Regions from separate parts of the Homo sapiens genome. Here region 1 is linked to region 2. A link is a loop called in an ENCODE intact Hi-C map of the cell type or tissue named here. Cell type or tissue: Calu3. All regions are shown on one strand. Links, peaks and the distances in the headings refer to the core of each region. The heading gives the core; the rest is flanking DNA.

Region 1 (11,947 bases), core at 2,440-10,439, 230 kb before region 2:
TATGTGTCTAGAAATCAATGAAAGGTCAGGCTTACAAATATAATTGGGAAGTTGCTAATGCAAACCTAAAGGATCGTTTGTGGGAATGTGGACTGGGATTGAGACTCTGTAGCAAAAGGCATGGGAATTCACTGTTATTTATTGAACCAGACTAGGAGACAAGTATAAAGATTAAGGAAAGAAATGATTAATGTTCAACAGAAGGCTCCTGCTGTATCAATTTGCCAAGCTTTTTGGCTCAACATATTAGCCCACCTAAATCTAGACCCGTAACATACGCATAACGCACAAGAAGTTGAACTTCCTTTTTGCCTCACAAATAGCCTCATCTAATGCACTCTGCTAAGCAGTCTGGATGTAAACAGCTGTTCTTTGCAAGAATGCTAGATGCTCTTCACTGACAGATGGCAGAAGTTCCCTAGGGGACACAGACACACACACACACACACACAGACACACACACACACACAGAAATCTTAGTAGGGTCAATAACATTGATATTCATCAATGAAGTTACTGAAATTTAGAGTCAGTGAAAGGCCTGGAATTAAAAGCATACTTAAGTTAGTGTGTCTTCTAGGCTTAATGCCAGCACAGATATTATTATTTTGCATACTTGCTATGAACAAAAACACTTTCCATTTTATATTTCACTTTTAAGAGTCAGAGATCATTTGCAACAGTTAAATCCTTAAATGCTTGTCCTATATACCTCTGATTTCCTTCTGCCCTTGTCACAGGAAATAGAAGGCCTTTAAATTTGTATCTTCGTGGGAAATGTACCAGGCAAATCCATACTGAAATATGGCAGAATAGCTCTGTTTGGTTTGTTTAAATCAATATATTTGGAAAAAAACCTCTCACCGAAAATACTACTAGAAACTCTTACTGATCCCTCCAACCTCCAGTCAAAATGAATAACTAAATAGATTTGGTTAGACAGTTATTGTGATAGAAAAGAAAGGATAGGGCTATTTAGATTACATTCTTTACCAAAGTCTAAGTCAGAAAACTAGTGGTGGTTTGGAAGCAGTGGATTTTGTTCCTATCAAATTTAAGTGTGGAGAACTATCAAATTTGGATCTCATGAAAAGCCATGACATCATTTAGGAGCATCCACTGAAATTTCTTCTCCCCAAGACAGATAGATTAGTTAGGCTCTTCATAGACTCATATAACTCTAAAATTAAAATGAAAGAAAAATCAAATATCAGGATTAGATGGGCCTTAAAAGCTATTTAGATCAACGACTGACTCAATTCCTGTTTTTTTTTTGGTTTTTTTTTTTTTTTTTTGAGACGGAGTCTCACTCTGTCGCCCAGGCTGGAGTGCAATGGTGCAATCTCGGCTCACTGCAAACTCCGCCTCCTGGGTTCACGCCATTCTCCTGCCTCAGCCTCCCAAGTAGCTGGGACTACAGGTGCCCGCCACCACACCTGGCTAATTTTTTGTATTTTTAGTAGAGACGGGGTTTCACCGTGTTAGCCAGGATGGTCGCGATCTCCTGACCTCGTGATCCACCTGCCTCGGCCTCCCAAAGTGCTGGGATTACAGGCGTGAGCCACCGCGCCCGGCAACTCACTCAATTCTTAAATGCCTTATACCTCACTCTTGCAGGCAGTTACAAAGCCGGGGATTGAACACTTCTACAGACGGGAAGCTCATGACCACATGAGATGTTCATTCCATCTTTGGATAGGATATTAGAAAGTTTTTTTCCTTATATGGAAGTAAAATTTTCTCCTTAACCTTTTTTCTATAAGCTTTCAGTCTCCTGAATAGAAGGTTAATAATAACAGCAAATATTTCAGCACTTATAATACAGCAGGCAACGCTCTGAGCATATCACAGGGATTAATTTATCAATTCCTCAAAATAATCATTTTGGACAGGTTAATAATGGTATTAATATCATTCCCCAATCTACATATAGAAGACTGGGGTGCAGAGAAGTTAAGCAAGACTACGTGCTTTAAAAATATTTGATCCAGCAGTTGGTTAGGGATACTGACTCCAGAGCCCAAGTTCTACCCTTGAATAACCCAAAGATTGGGTAGTCCAATCCTTGAGAGCATTTGAAAAGAGTCATTGGGCTGCCCTCTGATAATTCTAATAGAAAAAGAAAACTATTGCTTTTAACCTCATCTATTAATGAGATATTTAAACTATGTATTAACTCTAAAGAAAGTATTACTTTTTCAAAGATACACTGTTTTGTTTTTGTTTGGAGACAGGGTCTTGCTCTGTCACCTAGGCTAGAGTGCAGTGGTGTGATCACAACTTACTAGAGTCTCCACCTCCTGGGCTCAATGGATCCTTCTGCCTCAGCCCCTTGAGTAGCTAGGACCACAGGCAAGAGCTACCATGCCTGGCTAATTTTTGTATTTTTTGTGGAAATGGAGTCTCATTATGTTGCCCAGGTTGGTCTCAAACTTCTAGATTCAAGTGAGTCCTGCCTCAACCTCCCAAAGTACTGGGATTACAAGTGTGAGCCACTGTGCCCTCCAAAAATATGTTTTAAGCATATTTATTACTAAAGGATGCAATTTATATGAAACTTACAATATGACATTAGAACTGAGAGCCATCTGCTTATGTAGGCCTGTGTTTTCTACTGCAACAAAATTTTTAAAAAGCTCTTGTTCTCTGTCAGGAGTAATAAGGAACCTTGTGAAACAGATGACCTGTGGGTTCTCCATTCTGGATGAATGTTACAACACCTGAGGGTGCATTTTGAAAAATGACCCCCAGGCCTGCCAGTGCTCACCTCTCCCCTGAGATTCTGGTCCAGATAATCAGGAATAGGGCCACGCTTCAGTAGTTTTTCAAAGTTGCCTAAGTGCCAGCACTTTGGGAGGCCGAGGCGGGCAGATCACGAGGTCAGGAGATCGTGACCATCCTGGCTAACATGGTGAAACCCCGTCTATACTAAAAGAAATACAAAAAAATTAGCTGGGCGTGGTGGCGGGCACCTGTAGTCCCAGCTACTCGGGAGGCTGAGGCAGGAGAATGGCGTGAACCCAGGAGACGGAGCTTGCAGTGAGCTGAGATTGAGCCACTGCACTCCAGCCTGGGTGACTGAGCAAGACTCTGTCTCAGAAAAAAAAAAAAAAAAGTTGCCTAAGTGATTCCACCATACAGGCAGGGCTGAGAACCATGGATCTAGTGACTAGACATGGTTCAGATTGCAAACCTGTAAAAGGCCACATGGCTAGTAGGAGGCAAAAGATGAGACTGAGACTGGAACTCAAGTTTTATGACTTAATAATCTGGAATTTTTTCCAATGCGTGTTATTGTCAGCATCTCTTCTTTACACCTAGTCCCTTAAAAATAAAAAAAATAGCCCTTTGCAGTGAAAAGGATGCACATGTGAGTGAACATAGAGAAAAGCTAGTTTTAAGGCTGCTTCAGGTTTGAACTACTCAGAACCTGCTAATTTGTGGGAGTGGGGGTGGGGTGGGGAAGCAGAATAACAGATCTATCTCTGCTGTGTTAGGACTTCCCCTCCTTGATTTTGCCGTCTGACACATAAATTAGTATGTCCCAGGACAGCCCAACTTCACTAACTTCACAGAAACATTCTATCATGTCTTAGGTCCTAATGAATCATCTATCCATGAACGTCCCTTTTTATATGGGCACGCATGAACATCATTTTCTAAGGAGTGCCTTCGGGTGGTTCTTACCTTAATTCAACTCCTTGCTGAGTTTTACCGGCCAAACACTTCCTGTCTTTCTTTTGAATGCTTGTGGAGCTATGGTGGCAGTTTGTACACTTGCTTTGCATTTGACCAGTTAGGTAGGACGTTTCCTAAGTCCATCACCTTAGCTCTTAAAATTTCATTAAAACTTTATATCCTTCCGGCCAGGCATGGTGGCTCACGTCTGTAAACCCAGCACTTTGGGAGGCCAAGGCGGGTAGATCACGAGATCAAGAGATGGAGACCATCCTGGCCAATATGGTGAAACCCTGTCTCTACTAAAAAATACAAAAATTAGCTGGGCATGTTGGCACACTGCTGTAGTCCCAGCTACTTGGGAGGCTGAGGCAGGAGAATCGCTTGAACCCGGGAGGCGGAGGTTGCAGTGAGCCGAGATTGTGGCACTGCACTCCAGCCTGGTGACAGAGTGAGACTCGGTCTCAAAAAAAAAAAAAAAAAAAAAAAACCCAAAAAAACAAAAGCAAAAACAAAAAAAACTTTTTATGGTTCCTTATCGCTCTTTTTAATATCATTACTAATTTATCTTTTTTATTCATTCGACGATTAAACAGATACTTATTGGAGGACTTCTGTATTCCCAAACCCTGATTTATTTTTCTTTAAGGTGCTTTCTCAAAACATGAAATCACACTGTATATTTAATTGTTTATGTGTTTGCTATTCGTCTCCCCTGCCCCCAGCACAGCAACAGGGACTTTATCACGTTCACACCATATCTTTGATACCTAAAGCACTGGCTCATTCACGGTAGATGGATACTTACTGAATGAGTGAAGAAATAAACAAATGAGTAAACGAATGAAAAAAAGATAAACCGATGGAGAGAGAGAATGAGGGAGGGAGGAATGGATGGCTGGATGGGTGGTTAAGTGAACACCATGTGCCACTCTGGGGATATAAAAAAAAATACTCAGCTTCCTGCCCTAAAGAATTTGTGGCTAAGCATTCAAGAAGCTACACTGTCTAGTGGGGGTGTGGACAAAGAACGCTGGGAGGAGAGGGCAGGAATCTAGAAGCCTGCCTTGAGGAGTCAGGGAAGGCATTCAAGGGGCAAGAAGGGGTCTTATTAAAATGCAGATTCTGATTCAGATACCTCGGGGAGAATCTGGATTTCTCACAAGCTTCCAGGTAACGCTCAATCTGCTGCTGACCATACTTTGTTTTTGTTTCTGTTTTGAGTCAGGGTCTCACTTTGTCACCCCAGGCTGGAGTGCAGTGACGCAATCTCGGCTCACTGCAGGTCGACTTCCCTAGTTCAAACGATTGTCTCGCTTCAGCCCGCCAAGTAGCTGAGACCACAGGTGCACGCCACCACGCCCCGGTAAATTTTTGCATTTTTAGTAGAGACAAGGTTTTGCCATGTTGTCCAGGCTGATCTTGAACTCCTGAGCTTAAGTGATCCACCTGCCTCGGCCTCCCAAAGTGCTGGGACTATAGGCGTGAGCCACCGCGCCTGGCCAGGGGATCATACTTTGAGGAGCGAAACTTTCAAATAATTTCCTGGTGGTCCTTCCCTTTCACCTCCTACCAACCACCAGCTTTGGCTACTAAGAAAGTGAAAGTAGATGAAAAATATTTAAAATTAACAAACCTCAGCTCTTCACAGAGCCATTTTGATGAATATCTGAAAATCCCCCAACTAATGAGAGGTCATGTAAGTGCATATGTCAAAAGGAACTGCTTTTTTAAGATAAAAAATTACTCTTGATTTAATGTATTCCACATTTATCAGTGACTTACCCTAACGTCTCTTCTAATCTGCATGAAAACGTCTCTGTATATCCTGGATCACTTACGGCACCCAGGAACTGTGAAGCTGGCCTAAACCAGTCCCTGGCAGCTCTCCTCTTTGAATTGGTAAACCCCTGGGAGCTGCCTGTATGGCTCACTGGCCAGATGGCGCTGCTTCCCCATTCTTTCCAGAGTTGCATGGCTGTCGCAACTAGGAACCAGGCGCTGGCTTTCCATCCTAACATTTGAATGCTTCCTCCATCAGAACAGCTGCATTCTCTTTGCCAACACATGTGTTTTTCAAAATCTCATTAGACATCTAACATTTTCAGCCAGATTGTGTCCTGAAGGCACTGTGGCCTCCCAGGAGGATTCCCTGAGTCTGGAAAAGGTACTAGGATGAGGAAAAGGCAGGTTATTAAAAAGTGGGAAACAGAGGACCTGCTTCAAGTCTGCAAACCTTTGTCATGGAAGCAAAATGGATGTTTCACGCCAAGTGTGAGAAAGCCTCCATCACCAGGGACAGGGGGGTGCCTTGATGCTTGATGCTGTTCCCCACCCACCCTGCCCGTGCCCTGCCCCCCCGTGATACTTAAACTGCAGTATTTGCAGCATTTTTGGGGGGCTGGAATAGCCAATGCAAGCAAAGTGTTTAATCAGTATTAATCTCCCAGAATGTCACTGTTACCAGCTATCAATCTGCATAAATTCTACTGCAAAACTTTAGGAAGAAATGCTATTCAGAGCAAATGATGCATCAAATTCAAACAGGCCATCAAGACTGCTAATGGATTTTAATAGCAGCTATTACAGCATAATAGTATTTTCCCAACAGCTGTTTGTTGATACAATTCTGCATTTACAGGACCTTTATATCCAATCCCAGGAGATGGCTCACCATTCATTTATAATCATTTGGTTCCACCTACAAACAAATGCTACTTTATTTGCATTTGGAGATTGTGAATGGTCTGCAGATCTGACCTACTCCCACCTCATTCAATGAAACCAGCAGCGAATATTACAAGCTAGATTAATTAGTTAATATTTAGATGTACTAACTACTGCCAGAAAAATACTGTCAACTGGCAAACTCAAAGAGAAGCTTTTTTTGATTGCTTGGCTGCATTCTGAGTCATGTTAGTTTTGAAAACTGCTTTTTACTCGTATGTAAATGAGTAAAGGGCCTAAACTAGGATTCAGACTGAAATTTCAGAAACTAAAGCATCTATAAACCATTCTAAGTTTTTCTGCTTGAGATGACTAATATTAGAGAATGCCAATAAATCACTGCCAGAGTGAAGGGCTCAACTGGTAATAATTGCGATAATAACTGAAGTGAGGAAGAATTTATTAATGAAGCTCAAAGCTTTGTTTCTTGTGGAATGGTCAAGAGATTACAACAGGCCAGGCATGGTGGCTCATACCTGTAACTCCAGCATTTTGGGAAGCAGAGGCAGGGAATCACTCGAGACCAGCCTGGGTAACATGGAGAAATCCCATCTCTACAAAAATTAGCTGTACATGGTGGCATGCATCTATAGTTCCAGTGACTCAGGAAGCTGAGGCAGGAGGATCCCTGGGCCCCACCCAAAAAAAGAGAGATTAGAATAGATCCCGAAAGTCTTAGTGCAGTTTTAAGCTTTAATGACTTCAGAAACATGCATACTAAAAACTTACATAAAACATCATTTGAAAGTTTGTTTTCATTCCTTTTATACTGATTTAGTTCTGTGAATTAAAAAATTTTTTAAATAATAATTTTTTCTTCTGGTTAACCTTTGCTATCTTCAATCAGGAGACTATAACAAAATAGAAAGTTCAAAATACATTATTCAAAACTTATAAAACTAATAGAGTAAAAGAGATGAAAATAACTAAACTTCCAAAAGCAGCGTTTTGTAAGCTTATAGTATTTCTATATCTGACAGTATTAACGCATAAAACTGCACTGAGGCTTTTGGGACCAACTGTGTAGAACTTAAATAAATGCAAACTTGGTGAAACTAAGAAGTAATGCTGAAGTCACCCTCCTGTCCAGCCATGGGTGGTATGGTTCTTAAAGGAATCTGCATGCATAACTCCTAGTATTTTCAGTCCAGGAGGTGCTGAGGGGTTTCCTTGCTTAGTGCTGCAGAGAGTTGCAGAAGAATCAAGTGGGAATAACAATGATAGGAAATAATTGCTCTGTTGAATCAGGGTGTCTGGTTGTTATATCTTTAAAAAAATTTTTTTTTTTTTTTTTTAGACAGAGTCTCACTGTCAGTTAGGATGGAGTGCAGCACCGTGATACTAGCTCACTGCAGTCTCAAGCCTCAAGGGCTGCTCCCGCCTCAGCCTCCTGAGTAGCTGGGACTACAGGCAAGCATCACAATGCCCAGATGAATCACGGTGTTTGGAAAGGATGCAGGCATTTTCTACCCCACAGAACTTTACAATCCATACAAGCATTTCTCTCTACATTATCACATTTAACCCTCAACACAATCTGGATAGGTGGATAAGAAGGCTGAAACCACAGGAAATTTTTGTGATGGGTCCAGGAAAAAAAAAATTACGGGTAGCAAATGGCTGTGAATTTAAAGTCAAAGCTTCTGATCCTTTTCTATTCCATGATCACCCTTGACCAGGGGAACTGGTCCAGGCAACGTAGTCTAGGAGGGGCTCAGGGGGTTCAGACAGGAGCAGATCAGAAGGTGGCAAATAGGGACAAGAACCTAAGGTCTGCTCTGCTCCAGTGCAAAGCAGGTGTTTGCTGGAGAAGCAGACTTCATACTGGAAGAAACAAGCCCCTTTTAGCTGGTGGCCACTGAGCTGACTGAGTTACAGTCCCCTCGAGGTAGAGTGTTCAGCCACAGAAGCCTTGCCTGCTCACCTCCCCGTCTGGGTCTCCCTCCCTGGAGACCACCATTTGAGGTGTAATGGAAATAGTGCATTTGATGCCTGCCTCTGTCACAGAGTTTTTGTGTGACTGTGAACTCATACTTACCTCTGATACAAACAGGAAGCAGGGAGATACTGGGTAGAAGAGGGCAGTTCCCTTACCCCACCCTCAATCCTGGAAACCCGTATCCCTAAATGGGAATAAGCATTCCTGTTTTCACACCCAAATGTTGCCTTTTGGCCCACCACGCCCTGCTATCCTGTGCCCACACAGACCCCAAACCCCAGGCTCCATGAGCAGATGAGCAGAAGAGCAGAGGGACAGCAGAAGAGCAGCGTGGCAGAGAAGGAGAGAAGAAAAGGAGTGTCTGAACATCGAGAGGACTTTGGCTGGGGTCATTTGGAGAGGAGAGTGGCTGAACTCCAGGGGAAGATCATCTTCCCACTCCATTCCCTTTCCAGCTCCCCATCCATCCTGCTGAAAGCCATCTTCGTCTGGCAATAAAATCCCCCACATTTACCATCTTTCAATTTATCCATGTGGCCTGATTCTTCCTGGATGCTGGACAAGAACCCAGGTACCAAGAGGGCACTGAGCTGGTTAACACTTAAGCCATCTGTGGACTGCAGAGTTAAAAGAGCACTGTAGCATGCCCACTGGGGCTTTGGGAGTCACAGGCACCCAGCCCTAGATGCTACCACGGGGCCGGAGCCCAGAAGCACTCGCCCTGGCTCCTGCACCTGCCCATCTGCGTGCTCCTCCTCCCATAAGGGGTTTGAGCACACAGCTGCCAAACAGATGAGCCACACCCCTGTCACACGTCCTGCGAGGGCAGTCAGGGAATTCTCCAGTTTCACTTCCTTTGTACACTAACATAATAATAGTTATCCCCTACAATTTAAATAAATTAGTTTAAAAAGCTGGTGCACTTGGCAAAGAGCTTGTCCATTGGCTCTAATCTGGCTCCTTGGTGTAGAAACAGGGCTGCCTTCCTCTTCCCTGGGTACCTGGCAGTTGGGGTCTGTTGATGGTACTGCAACCTGAGCACCCGGCACACAGCAGGCACTCCGTATATGTTTCTGAATGAATGGATGGATATCAAAACCATACTCACATTTTCTCCATCACACACCAGCTACTTCCCTGGTACCCTTTTGTCCATTACTGATGCTATAGGATATTATTTCTATCATTTTCTTTTCCTCATCACCTAGGGCAGATATTTTGGAGTCACCCTTGATATCACTGCTCCCCCATATCAGTACCAAAGATTCTTCTCTTTTTCTCTAATCTACTTTTTCCCTTCTTACTTTAATAATTCCAGGTCACATGCTTATGACTTGTATCCAAAACCATTAGAATAACCTCACTGCTCTTCCTGACATCTGTTTACCCTGCATTAGTCCACACTACATGCTGCATCCAGATTAATCATCCTAACTATGACCATGATTTTAGCCAAAAGCCCCCCAAAAGGAACAGGTATCACAGTATTCCACATCACAGCCACGTCCTACCTCTCCACCCTCATCTTCTATGTGTCCTTCTAGACTCACTCTACTTCAACCAAGCCGAAAACCCTGGCTCTCTACATGCATCTTAGATTTACTGCATTCATGCCTAGCAAGAAACCTGTACATGTCCAGACTCGGGCCGGGCGCGGTGACCTGTAATCCCAGCACTTTGGGAGGTGGAGGTGGGTGGATCACTTGAGGCCAGAAGTTCGAGACCAGCCTGGCCAACACTGCGAAACTCCATCTCTATTAAAAATACAAAAATTAGCCGGGTGCGGTGGCCCATGCCTGTAGTCCCAGCTACTTGGGAGGCTGAGGCACGAGAATTGCTTGAACCCAGGAGGCAGAGGTTGCGGTGAGCCGAGATCACACCACTGCACTCCGGCCTGGGTGACAGACTGAGACTCTGTCTCAAAAAAAAAAAAAAAAAAATACTCAACAGAGGTTTGCTGAATTTAATCCAACCAAATTTAATAGAATTGCCTGAATCTTTATGCTGAAAAATGAATCTGAATTAGAAGCCTCATTTGGGGAGTTTAAATCTACCTCATGCCTTTCTTCCTCCTCCACCATTGGTCCTGTCTTCTGTGAGATTGCTGCCCCATCTTTTTTTTTCTTGAGTCATAATACACAAACTGGTCAGAAGTGGAACACACCATCAAGGAAGGGGTGATGCATCTGTGAGGAACAGTCACCTATATTTGTGTAAGTCAGACAATTCTCATTTGATAAAATGGTGTCGACAAAAATTAATCATCTATATACCTCAAGTCTATGTTTAGGGGCCTTTAATCCCCAAATAACAAAAGACTTAGTCAATTTAATTTGTAAGAATTCTACTTTTGTAGACCTGAACTGGATACAATTTTATCTCTGGACATCAAAGCCCGGGGTCAAATGATTGCTTTTCTCTTTTGCTGGGAGTTTTTGTTGTCATGTTTTATACTTTAGACATTTTACTTTTGGTCACTAGGTGGCTCTGAATTTCCATTAGAAAGTGAAAGTCTTTAGAAAACACTGGAAAACATACATAATTTTCACCAAATAATTTTAAAATACTTCATTCAACAATGATTGACTTGAGAATATTAATCAAAGTTTATCAAAAGACCCATAAACTCCAAATAGCACTCTGTCAATCTATCTTATGTAGATTTTGAGATAGATTATTTATAGCTTTACATGAATTATAGCTTTTGCATTGGTTATAGGTACAATTTTTAAATGATTCATAAACTCTGTTCCAAATAATGCCACTCTGGAGCTATATCATATTATGTATCATGTATGGTCAAACAACTGGGTCCGTCATATTTAAAAGACAACTTCAAAATACTGTCATATAACTTTAATGGCTTTAAAGTCTTTCCTAAGTGTACTTTAGCAGCCTCCAATGCATCTGGTGCCAACTCTGAAATCATTTTTAAGGTTAGCAATTTTAAACAAAAAGAATGGTTAGAACAAGGACCTTTAGCCAGTTTGGAAGTCACCAACAGTTTCCTTCTGTTGTTGGAAAAAGTGATTTCTTTGCCCTGAGTTCTACAACAACCATTAAATGTGCTGCATTTGACTCCTGTAAAGATTTAACTTTTTTCCAAATCTTTAATGACAATACTCTCTGTTATTTCATCAAAAAGTGTGTTAACATAGGAAGCAGTGATCCAAAGTCATTTCCGGATAACCTATTAATAAGGGAGGCAGGAATGGCGGTTGCAGAAATGTGCGCAGAGAGAGCAACTACCATGGGAATAATCCAGATGGCGGTCTGCTTGGCTCGAACTTTCTGGAAGAGGCCCATCTTTAAAATGCTTAATACCACTTTTTACTATAGATTCCACACATGTTCATTTCTTAACAAACTCTGAGAGAGGTGGTGAGATACTCTTGCAGTAATTTTACCCCCAGCCCCCTGGACCATCCTTTTCAAACTCTCCAAACTCTCCACGTTTCTTTTTACATGTTCAAAATGCAGGCAGTGTAGAATGACTGTCTGTGGCTCCTCCAGTCCTAGCTCTTGTATGGAGGCGGAGGTCCCTACATACACGACCACATGAGATTGAGCTCCAGAGTCAGGCCCTTCGCCATGAGCATGGCT
Region 2 (11,947 bases), core at 2,676-10,675:
TTCCCAAGTTTCTATTAAATGTTTCTTTCTGAGAAACCTGATTTGTCAGCCTCTTTCTTCAGCCTCTGCTCACCATGAAACAGGAATCTTGGAACATATCCCCCACACAGAAGAGAGGAGTACTGTAAATAAATTGTTTAGTGATATTGGTAACTAAGATTTTTAGTGTAACAGAAAGATATACAAATATAAAATCAAAGAAGGTAAGAAATAATCTATAATGTTGAATTTAAATTAGAAATATTATTATGAACTCATGTTTTCTTCTTTTCCTTAATTGGTTTTATATAATTTGCATGTAATTAAATTCACCCATTTTCAGTGTATAATTTTTGATAAATGCATACAGTAATCAGCATCACAAACAATATGTAGAATATTTCTCTCACTGTAAGAAGTTCCCTTTTAACTCCTTGAAAGCAATTTCTCCCTTCTACCCTCAGCCCTTGACAAACACCGTACTGCCCTCATGAAATGAGTTAGGGAGGAGTCCCTTCTTTTCAATTGTTTGGAATAGTTTCAGTAGACATGGTACCAGCTCTTCCTTGTACCTCTGGCAGAATTCAGCTGTAAATTTGTCTGGTCTTGGACATTTTCCGTCCAATTTCAGGACGTGTTGTTAGCCTATTCAAGAATTCAATTTCTTCCTGCTTCAGTCTTGGGAGAGTGTGTGTGTCCCAGAATTTATCCATTTCTTCTAGATCTTCTAGTTTATGTGTATAGAGGTGTTTATAGTATCCTCTGATGGTAGTTTGTATTTCTGTGAAGTCAGTGGTGATATCCCTTTATCATTTCCAATTGTGTCTGTTTGATTCCTCTCTCTTTTCTTCTCTATTAGTCTAGCTAGTGGTCTATTTTATTAGTTTTTTCAAAAGAACAGCTTCTAGATTCATTGACTTTTTGAAGGGTTTTCTGTGTCTCTGTCTTCTTTGGTTCCACTCTGATCTTGGTTATTTCTTGTCTTCTGCTAGCTTTGGAGTTTGTTTGCTCTTGGTTCTCTAGTTCTTTTTGTTGTGATGTTAGATTGCTGATTTGAGATCTTTCTAGATTTTTGATGTGGGCATTTAGTGCTGTAAATTTTCCTCTTAACGCTGCCTTGGCTGCATCTCAGAGATTCTGGTATGTTGTCTCTTTGTTCTCATTAGTTTCAAAGAACTTCTTGATTTCTGCTTTAATTTCATTATTTACCCAGGAGTCATTCAGGAGCAGGTTGTTCAATCTCCATGTAGTTATGTGGTTTGGAGTGAGTTTCTTTTTTTTTATTTTTTTTTATTTGATTGCACTGTGGTCCAACAGACTGTTATGATTTCAGTTATTTTGCGTTTGCTAAGGAGTGTTTTACTTCCAATTATGTGATCAATTTTAGAGTAAGTGCCAAGTGGAGATGAGAAGAATGTATATTCTATTGTTTTGGGGTGGAGAGTTCATAGATGCCTATCAGGTCCACTTGATCCAGAGCTGAGTTCAGGTCCTGAATATCTTTGTTAATTTTCTGTCTCAATGATCTGTCTAATATTGTCAGTGGGGTGTTAAAGTCTCCCACTATTATTGTGTGGGAGTCTAAGTCTCTTTGTAGATCTCTAAGAACTTGCTTTATGAATCTGAGTGCTCCTATGTTGGGTGCATATATATTTGGGACAGTTAGCTCTTCTTGTTAAATTGAACACTTTACCATTATATAATGTCCTTCTTTGTATTTTTTTTATTGTTGTTGATTTAAAGTCTTCTTTGTCAGAAACTAGGATTGTGGCCCCTGCTTTTTTCTGTTTTCCATTTGCTTCGCAAATTTTCCTCCATCCCTTTATTTTGAGCCAATGTGTGTCTTTGCATGTGAGATGGGTCTCTTAAAGACATACCAATTGGGTCTTGACTCTTTATCCAGCTTGCCATTCTGTGTCTTTTAACTGGAGCATTTAGCCCATTTACATTTAAGGTTAATATTGTTATGTGTGAATTTGATCCTGTCATTATGATGCTAGCTGGTTATTTTGCAGACTTGTTTATGTGGTTGCTTCATAGTGCTGCTGGTCTCTGTACTTCAGTGTGTTTTTGTGGTGGCAGGTAATGGTTTTTCCTTTCCATATTTAGTGCTTTTTCAGGAGCTCTTGCAAGGCAGGCCTGGTGATGTCAAATTCCCTCAGCATTTGCTTGTCTGAAAAGGATCTTATTTCTCCTTAGCTTATGAAGCTTAATTTGGCCAGATATAAAATTCCGGGTTGGAAATTCTTTTCTTTAAGAATGTTGAATAGTGTCGTTTCTGTATCTTGGCTATTGTAAACAACGCTGCGATGAACATGGTAGTACAAATATCTTTTATTTGGTCTTCCCCCAATCTCCTCTGGCTTGTAGAGTTTCTGCTGAGATGCCCACTGTTAGTCTGATGGGCTTGCCTTTGTAGTGACCTGGCCTTTCTCTCTGGCTGCCCTTAACATTTTTTCTTCCATTTCAACCTTGGAGAATCTAAAGATTGTGTGTCTTGGGATTGATCTTCTCATGGAGTGTCTTACTGGGGTTCTCTGGATTTCCTGAATTTGAATGTTGGCCTGTCTTGCTAGGTTGGGAAAATTCTCCTGGATGATATCCTGAAGTATGCTTTCCAACTTGGTTCCATTCTCCCTGTCACTTTCAGGTATTCCAATCAGTCATAGGTTTGGTCTTTTTACATAATCCCATATTTCTTGGAGGTTTTGTTCATTCTTTTTCCTCTATTCTTGTCTGCCTGTCTTATTTCAGAAAGATAGTCTTCAAGCTCTGAGATTCTTTCCTCCACTTGGTCTATTCTGCTATTGATGCTTCTGATTGCATTGTGAAGTTCTTGTGTTGTGTTTTTCAGCTCCATCAAGTCAGTTCTGTTCCTCTCTAAATTGGCTATTCTGGTTATCAGCTCCTGTACTGGTTCTTAGCTTCTTTACATTGAGTTAGAACATGATCCTTTAGCTCAGTGAAGTTCATTATTACCCACCTTCTAAAGCCTACTTCTGTTAATTCAGCCATCTCAGCCTCAGCCCAGTTCTGTGCCCTAGCTAGAGATGTGTTGGGTCATTTGGAGAAGAAGCAGCACTCTGGCTTTTTGAGTCTTCAGTGTTTTTGCGTTGATTCTTTGACATCTTTGTGGGCTTATCTCCCTTCGATCTTTGAGGTTGCTGAACTGTGAATAGGGGTTTTGTGGGGTCTTTGTTGTTGATGTTGTTGTTATTGCTTTCTGTTTGTTTGTTTTCCTTTAACAGTTAGGCCACTCTTCCATAGGGCTGCTGTGGTTTGCTGGGGGTCCACTCCAGATCCGAGTCACCTCAGTCCCTCCCTGGACGTATCACCAGCGAAGGCTACGAAACAGCAAAGATGGCAGCCTGCTCCTTCCTCTGGGGGCTCCATCCCAGGGGGCACCAACCTGATGCCAGCCTGAACGTTCCTACAGGAGGTGTCTGGAGACCCCTGTTAGGAGGTCTCACCCAGTCAGGAGGAACAGGGTCAGGGACCCACTTAAAGAAGCAATCTGGCTGCCCCTTGGCAGAGCAGGTGTGCTGTGCTGGGGGGAGCCCTCCTCATCCAGACTGCCCAGACTCTCTAGAGCCAGGAGGCTGGGAAGGCTATGTTAGCTAAATCACAGACAGGGTGGCCACCCCTCCCCCGGGGACTTCGTCACAGGGAGAGATCAGATGAACTCATGATTTTTAAAAATAGATTTCCTAGTTCTGACCGTTGAAAGAGTCTAGAAGTACCAAAACTCCGGTAGCAATTAGCATACCTAGTATCTGGATCTTGGCTTCTAAATACCATTCCCCAATAAAAGGAATCAAATATCCTCAGTAAAAGGTTGAATTCCAAGTCTGGGGCAAGGAAAGGACAAGATGAGACATCTTGTTTTGCCAGAAAGCAAGGAAGCCTTTACTAAAGAAATGATAAGGGCATATCAGTAAAACACAGCAACCAGTTTTCAGGGCTTCTACTTGGCAAATTTGGGGAAATTGTAGCCTCAATAAGTATAATGAATTGTTAAATATTGAATAAATGAAAAGGCATAAGTCCACATACAATACTCAAAGGAGGCAAAACAAAACAAAATTAATTTGGCACCATGGAAGATTATGACTATTATTTTAACTTTCAACTCCTTACTCTGAAAATTGGAAATTAAAACAAAAGAACTATTTTCCCTGCTTCCTAAGAGCAATGGTAGTTAATCTCCAGGTGATCTAGAAAAGCTTCTTCAGAGAAGAATGTCGGCTAATAAGTTTGCAACCCCCAGTGAAATAATTGATTCAGAAAATGACTAAATCAATGAATGTTAAAATCATTAGTTAAAAGATTGCTGGGAAAAGGACAGTGTCATATATCTCCAGTTGCTTGCTAATTGCAAAGGGGAAAATGGGCCTTTACAATCAGAGATCTACTTGTCACAACAAAACCAAGTAACTTAGCATCATTAATAGTGAAACAACCTGGCATTTTGTGCCTCCTGATGTGGTGCAATATGAAGTACACAATAACATTTATAAAGTTATCTGGCCAAAATATTCTACCTGAATCTCATCAAGGTTTCAGAGCTGACTTCCAGTTTATAGTAGCTACAAGCAAGAGAGGAACTAGTTAAAAGATAAGATATTGCATCAGACACACTTATGTATCAGATCCTCTCGGCCTCATCTGTCTCCAGGGACATTGTGTTCAGCTCCAGGCATCCTTGCAGAAACCAAGTCTGCCTGGGCTCCAGAAGACTTTATGTGGGCAGCACCCTACAGTGCTGCTTCTCATCCCAGGCTTCCCCCGAGACAGAGATATGAAACTTCGCAGCCAGTTCCAGGCTTGCTCATGCACAAACTGAAAGGAGGGCAGGATTCACTCTGTAGGGTGCACATGACTCTTGCATCGGTGGAGTATGAAAGCCGGTGGATACATTCTTCCCTGTTGTCTCCTTCAAACAGATCATCTTAAGAAACAGCCATTGACATGCTGTCTCAGATGATCCCACAAGATAAAGTAGCCAACCTACTTAATAGTAGAGAACGGGAAGCATGATAACACATAGTCATATCACCTCACTCCCCTTCCCTGCCTCATTACCAACTGTACACACCCACACCTGCTCCCCAGGCCTGAACTTCCAAGGAGAATTGTAGCATATAGGCCTTGCCTCAGGTTCTAACATCTGAGGAACAATGCACGTTAAGAATGATCCTATGGGTGGGGCGTGGTGGCTCACGCCTGTAATCCCAGCACTTTGGGAGGCTGAGGCGGGAGAATCATGAGGTCAGGAGATTGAGACCATCCTGGCTAACACTGTGAAACCCCGTCTCTACTAAAAATACAAAAAAATTAGCCAGGCATCGTGGCGGGTGCCTGTAGTCCCAGCTACTCGGGAGGCTGAGGCAGGGGAATGGCGTGAACCTGGGAGGCAGAGCTTGCAGTGAGCCGAGATAGTGCCACTGCACTCCAGCCTGCGCAACAGAGTGAGACTCCGTCTCAAAAAGAATGACCCTATGAGGCAACATATCTAGAATGCAGGATAATCCAAATGACAATAGGCCTTGACTTAAATACGTATATATGTATATGTGTATTTACATATGTATATGTATATATACATACACTCAGCCAGGAGCGGTGGCTCACACCTGTAATCCCAGCACTTTGGGAGGTGGGGTGGGTGGATCACCTGAGGTCAGGAGTTCAAGACCAGCCTGGCCAACATGGTAAAACCCCGTCTCTACTAAAAATACAAAAATTAGCCGGGCATGGTCATGCATGCCTGTAATCCCAGCTACTCGGGAGGCTGAGGCAGGAGAATAGCTTGAACCTGGGAGGTGGAGGTTGCAGTGAGCTGAAATTGTGCCATTGCACTCCAGCCTGGGCGACAAGAGTGAAACTCCATCTCAAAAAAAAAAAAAAAAAAAAAAATATATATATATATATACACACACACACACACACATATATATGTATATATGAATGGATGAAACAACTAAATGTAATGTGTGAGCTTTGATTGGATGCAGTTGAATAAAACCAGCTATGAAAGGTATATGGGAAATAACTAGGAAATTTTGAATATGAAATGGATATTAAGTAATACTTGGAAATTACTGTTGATTTTCTTAGATATGGTCATGGTTTAGCAGTTACATAGAAGAAAGTCTTTATTGTTAGGAGTTATATGCTGAATATTTAGGGCTGATGTGTCATAACATCTGCAACTGGCTTCCAAATATTTCAGAATATGTATATATTTTTTTGAAGGAAAGCATTTATACCTTAAAAGATAAATACACAGCTAGATGTCCCCCAAAAAGTAAAGCAGCTGTTCAGAAGTACTCATTCCTCAAAAGCTACAATTTCACTATAGAATTTAGTCCACCCACCATGTGTAAGCGTGAAGGATTGTGAGAGGGCCTTTCAAAGGAAAGATGAGATGGCTCCACCTGGTATGTTGGAATAAGATGCGAGAAAGAGAGAGAGAGAGAAAGAGAGAGTTGAGGGGTGGGGGAAGATTTTTCTAAAGGAAATACTAAGATTTTCTTCTAATTATCCCGAAATTTTAAAAATAAAAGTTTTCACTTAAACTGAGAAACTTGAAGATTTCAGTGTGTTCAACTGCAGGTAAGAGCGCTAGACTTTCCTCGAACAGAAACTGGTTACCTGTGAAGCCCTATACAACATGCTGTGAGCACAGTGCCTACAACACTAAAGGCCAAATGACAGTTCAAGCTGAATCTGGCTCAATTTCCTAGAAAAATGGCACCATCTGCTGGCTGGGCAAAGGCAAACTTTATAGACCTGGACTCTGGTAGGTCAAGGAAATCAGTACCATACTGCAAAACTTTCAGGATTTATCTCTGTGATTGGAAAGAAGTCTGAGTACATTCTATGGATAGTCATCCCTTAGGCAGAGGAGAGAGATAATCTCTCTCATTTCATCACATTAAAGTCCCATAAGAGTTTCCTGGGATGCTTCTGCTTGTTCTTAGCAGAGAATGAGAATGTCAACCAGCCTATCAAGGATAATATGACCAAAGTACCCCATCCTTTTACCCTGCCACCTCTTCATCCTCCAGCCCCTGTCACTTTCTAAGATTCTAATATTTCTGCTCTCAACTCTGTTTTGCTTTTGTAGAAACATCCGATAATATGGTGATCAGTTCAACAGAATGACATATTCACCATGTCCCCAAGGAGGAGATGACTGAGATTTCAAATTCTCAAGCAGCCTCAATGCAGCCAGAGATTTAAGAGGGCTATGTGTCCAGAAGGAGACTCTGGGCAAACGCAGAATGGATTCAGATTACTCAAATTCCTGTCAGATTTCTTAACCTGGTGGGCTATACCAAACCCAAAAACTTTAAGCAGCCTCTACTTTTGCTTATTTTCTCCTAAGCCCAACCTTGGCTTTCTTTTGAATCTCTATGAGCAGAGACATGGCTCCTTAAGAAAGGAGACACTTCAATCCTGTTATAGGCTAAACTGTGTCCCCCAAAAATTTATGCATTGTGGCCCTAACCCCCAGTATTTCCAAATGCCTATATTTGGAGATAGAGCCTTTAAGTTAAATGAGGTCATTAGTGTGGGTTCTAATCCAATATGACTGATATCTTCATAAGAAGAGGAGATTCGGACCCAGACACACAGAGAGGGAAGACCATGTGAAGACACAGGAAAAAGGGCATCTGCCAGCTAGGAGAGAGGTCTCAGAAGAAACCAACCCTGCTGCCACTGCGATCTCAGACTTCTAGACCCTAGAATTTTGAGAAAATAAATTTCTGTGATTTAAGTCTGTGGCACTTTACTTTGGCAACCCCAGCAACCTAATACAAAAGTCCATCTTTTAACAGTAGCTGAGAGAGGGAAAGGGAAGTGATGGAAATTGATGTGAAGAAGAAGCATGTCATGGAAAGAGGGGGCTTTGAAGCTTCTCCCTCCTGCCCAGCCTCCACCCACTATGGCGCATGGTGGGCTTTTGAGGACTCCATTAGGTCTTTGACCCACATCAGAGGTCCTCTTTCTTGGAGCTGAAATAAGGTTGAGAAGCTTTGAACTTCCTCTAGCTATTCGAGAATGTAGCCAGCAATTAACTTGTTTATTGCCCTTTACATACCAATTAGCAAACAACCATTTGTTGCTGAGCAATGTGTAAAGCTCTGAACAAGGAAGAACTTACATTTCTTATAAGTTAATTACATTTATTTCACCTTTTCCAATTGCAAAAGCAAAACATTTTTATCAATGAAAGCAAAGAAGATATAAAATATAAAGGAAAGATTGTCATCTGTAATTTCCATCCTTAGACAACTATTATTTACTGTTTTAATCTGTTTTATTTCAGTCATTTTTCTACACATATGTTTAACCAATTAGGTTCATATACATAGTTTCATATTCTGCTTTTTTCACTTAACATATTGATAAAACAGTTTTCTCATTTTATTAAGTATTATTGTCTTCTCTATCTTCTTGAGACTTGTGTGATACAGAGAAGTGAGGTCAGCAATAAAGATCCAAGAGGGGGTCCCCAGCCCCATGCAACCACTACCAACAAGCCAGTGAAAGGGCATGGGCTCCATGTCATTGATGCAATGCACATTTGCTGACCAGTCCCCTGTTACTGCTATAGCAGCCATTGGCAAGACAGCCTGCTGCAACCAACGTGAGCAGTGATCACAATGACCATGACCATGCAAACACAGAGAAACAGTCTCTCTTTGTTCAATTCGCTTGATAGAGGTTTAAATCATTAAACAGTCTCCATATCTCCCTATTTAATTCTCGTGTCTCATGACCTACTTTGCCTTTAGACTTTCACACTTCTTTAATGCAAATTCACCCTGCTTTGACACCACACTAACATAGAACCAAATTAAACTCTCTTAATAGCTTTCTTGGTCTCTGGAGAATGCAGGTCTGTTTCTGTCCAGACCCTATACCCCATTTTCTCTGCCACAGGTGGATATAGTTCTTTTTTAAAAATATTTTTTAATTTCAATAGTTTTGGGGGTACCAGTGGTTTTTGGTTACATAGATGAATTGTATAGTAGTGATGCCTGAGATTTTAGCGCACCTGTCACTCTACCCAATATGTAGTACCCAATATGTGGTTTTTTATCTCTTGTGCCCCTCCTATCCTCCCCCTTGTGAGTCTCCATAGTCTGTTAAATCACTCTGTATGCCTTTGCGTACTAATAACTTAGCTCCCCCTTGTAAGTGAGAGCATATGGTATTTGGTTTTCCTTTTCCGAGGTGCGTCGCTTAGAATAATGGCCTCCAGCTCCCTCCAGGTTGTCGCAAAAGACATTATTTCATTCTTTTTATGGCTGAGTAGTATTCCCTGGTGCATACATACCACATTTTCTTGATCCACTCATTGGTAGAAATTATTCTTGAAAGGTCTTTCTTTTTTTTTTGTCATTTTTTTTTTCCTTTTTGTGGAGAACGGGGTCTCTCTATATTGCCCAGGCAGGTCTCGAACTCCTGGGCTCAAGCTATCCTCCTGCCTCTGCCTCTCTGAGAGCTGGGATTACAGGCATGAACCACTGCACCTGGCTTGTGAAAGGTCTTTCTAAGAAATTTTAAGACTTGCCTTTCCTTGCCCTTTTCTCCAGTTACCTTGCCTGTACAACACACTTAGATAACACTGAGACCAACACCAACCTCCCCTAAACACACACACACACACACACACACACACACACACACACACTATACCCAGCTGGCCTCATCTCCCTTCTGAACTCAAGGGAGCTTTAGGAGTTTCTTCAACCCTACTCCATTTCTCCACACCTCTTCTTCTCCCTTTAGAGCATGCTGTTCTAAGTACTTTACAGTGATTAACTCAGTTAACTCTCACAGAAACCCTTTGAGCTAGGTACCATTATCCACATTTTAAAAATAAGAGAACTCAGAGGAGCAGAAGCAAAAATGACTAACACAAGTCCAACCGAAGCCACACAACTAGTAAGTGGGCAAATCAGAACGTGGAGTCCACATTCTTGCTTTAGAAGCTTGTTGCACTTGGCCAGGCTTGGTAGCTCACGCCTGTAGTCCCAGCACTTTGGGAGGCCCAGGCGGGCGGATCACGAGGTCAGGTAATCGAGACCATCTTGGTTAATATGGTGAAATCCCATCTCTACTAAAAATACAAAAAATCAGCCAGGTGTGGTGGCACATGCCTGTGATCCCAGTTACTCAGGAGGCTGAGGCAGGAGAATTGCTTAAACCAGGGAGTCGGAGGTTGCAGTGAGCCGAGATCACACCACTGCACTCCAGCCTGGGTGACAGAGCAAGACTCCATCAAAAAAAAAAAAAGAGAGAGAGAGAGAAAGAAAGTTGTTGCACTTAATGGCTACAATGGTTAACACGTGTTGAGAACTTACTCTGTGCTAGATATTCTGTAAACAGAATCTCATAACGACCCTATCAGATAGGAACTATTATTAGCTCCATCTTACAGTTGAGAAAACTGAATGTATTATAGTCACTTCACCCTCTTACCAAGTCAATCATTGGCTTCATTGAGTTTTTTTGTTTTGCTTGGTTTTTACATTTACTTTTTATTTTTTATTTTATTTTTATTTTTTTGAGAAGAAGTCTTGCTCTGCCGCCCAGGCTGGAGTTCAGTGGCATGATCTCGGCTCACTGCAACCTCCGCCTCCCAGGTTCAAGCGATTATCCTGCCTCAGCCTCCCAACTAGCTGGGATTACAGGCATGCACCACCACGCCTAGGTAATTTTTGTGTTTTTAGTAGAGAGGGGGTTTCACCATATTGGCCAGTCTGGTCTCAAACTCCTGACCTCAGGTGATCCACCCACCTGGGCCTCCCAAAGTGCTGGGATTACAAGCATGAGCCGCCACACCCAGCCTGGTTTTTACATTTATTTTTAATATTTATATTTACATACAGTAAAATTTACTTTTTTGGATGTGCAGTTCTATTGCCAAATACAGAGAGGCCTATATCCACAACTACAATCAAGATAGAGAATAGAGTGACTCCCTTCCATGGCACTAACTCCTGGCTAGCTCTCCCCTTCACACCGCCAGACCCAGTGGCAGCGGCGAGGGACTTTGACTCCCAGGATGGGGGTGGGGATGAGTCCTCAATGGGAACCCTGGTGCAGAAGGTGCGGGGTGGTGGCACTGTCAGCAGGGACCACTGGGAAGTTGAGGATGAGGACATCAAAAATAACTGGGAAGATAATGACAAAAAAGAAAAAAAACAAAGAGGAAGCAGAAGTAAAACCAGAGATTAAAATTTCAGAAAAAAATAAATAGCAGAGAAGATAAAAGAGAAAGAACAACAATAGAAGAAAAGGCAAGTAGAAATTAAAGAGAGGTTAGAAGAACCTGAGAACCTAAAGTTCTAAAACCCAGAAGAACAGAAGAACAATTTAACAGATAAACCGTGCTAAAGAAATTATAGGAAGAGTCAGACCTCAAATTAGCAAAGGAAATTTTCATAGTTAATAATACAGGCAGGGCCCAGTGGCTCACACATGCCGAGGTGGGCAGATAACCTGAGGTCAGGAGTTCAAGACCAGCCTGACCAACATGGAGAAACCCCATCTCTACTAAAAATATAAAAAATTAGCCGGGCGTGGTGGCGCGTGCCTGTAGTCCCAGCTACTTGGGAGGCTGAGGCAGGAGAATCACTTGAACCTGGCAGGTGGAGGTTGCAGTGAGCTGAGATCACACCAGTGCACTCCAGCCTGGGCAACAGAGCAAGACTCCATCTCAAAAAATAATAATACAGTTTATGGAATAAATGCTATGAACCCATCTTTAAGAGATGACTTTACAGAGTTTGGAAAGTTACTAAAAGATAAAATTATACAATATGAAAAGTCACTATATTATGCCAGTTTTTTGGAAGTCTTAGCTGGATATGTGTGTATTTCACTGGAAATTGATGACTTGAAAAAGGTTACCAGTTCACCAACTGTGCTTTACGGTGAAAAACAAAAG

The links. A loop is a pair of places that touch in the nucleus more often than their neighbours do. Peaks named below come from ENCODE experiments on the same cell type or tissue, not always from the same donor. Only the 100,000 strongest peaks of a DNase experiment are listed, where the experiment ranks them.
Region 1: a loop joins it to region 2, with 7 times the contacts of the local background. A loop is called at or near these places in 24 of 110 quality-filtered maps.

What each region holds. Positions count from the first base shown.
Region 1 is chr9:76,750,821-76,762,767 of GRCh38, forward strand. The region is part of intron 6 of PRUNE2 (prune homolog 2 with BCH domain); the gene reads right to left. Among named protein-coding and RNA genes, the nearest start is that of PCA3, 7.6 kb to the right of the region's middle. RefSeq lists enhancers at 4,799-4,848, 5,459-5,528. In Calu3, for the core only: no CTCF peak of the experiment used is centred there; no DNase peak of the experiment used is centred there.
Region 2 is chr9:76,981,065-76,993,011 of GRCh38, forward strand. No RefSeq gene overlaps it. Among named protein-coding and RNA genes, the nearest start is that of FOXB2, 33 kb to the right of the region's middle. In Calu3, for the core only: no CTCF peak of the experiment used is centred there; a DNase peak (open chromatin) is centred at 6,717.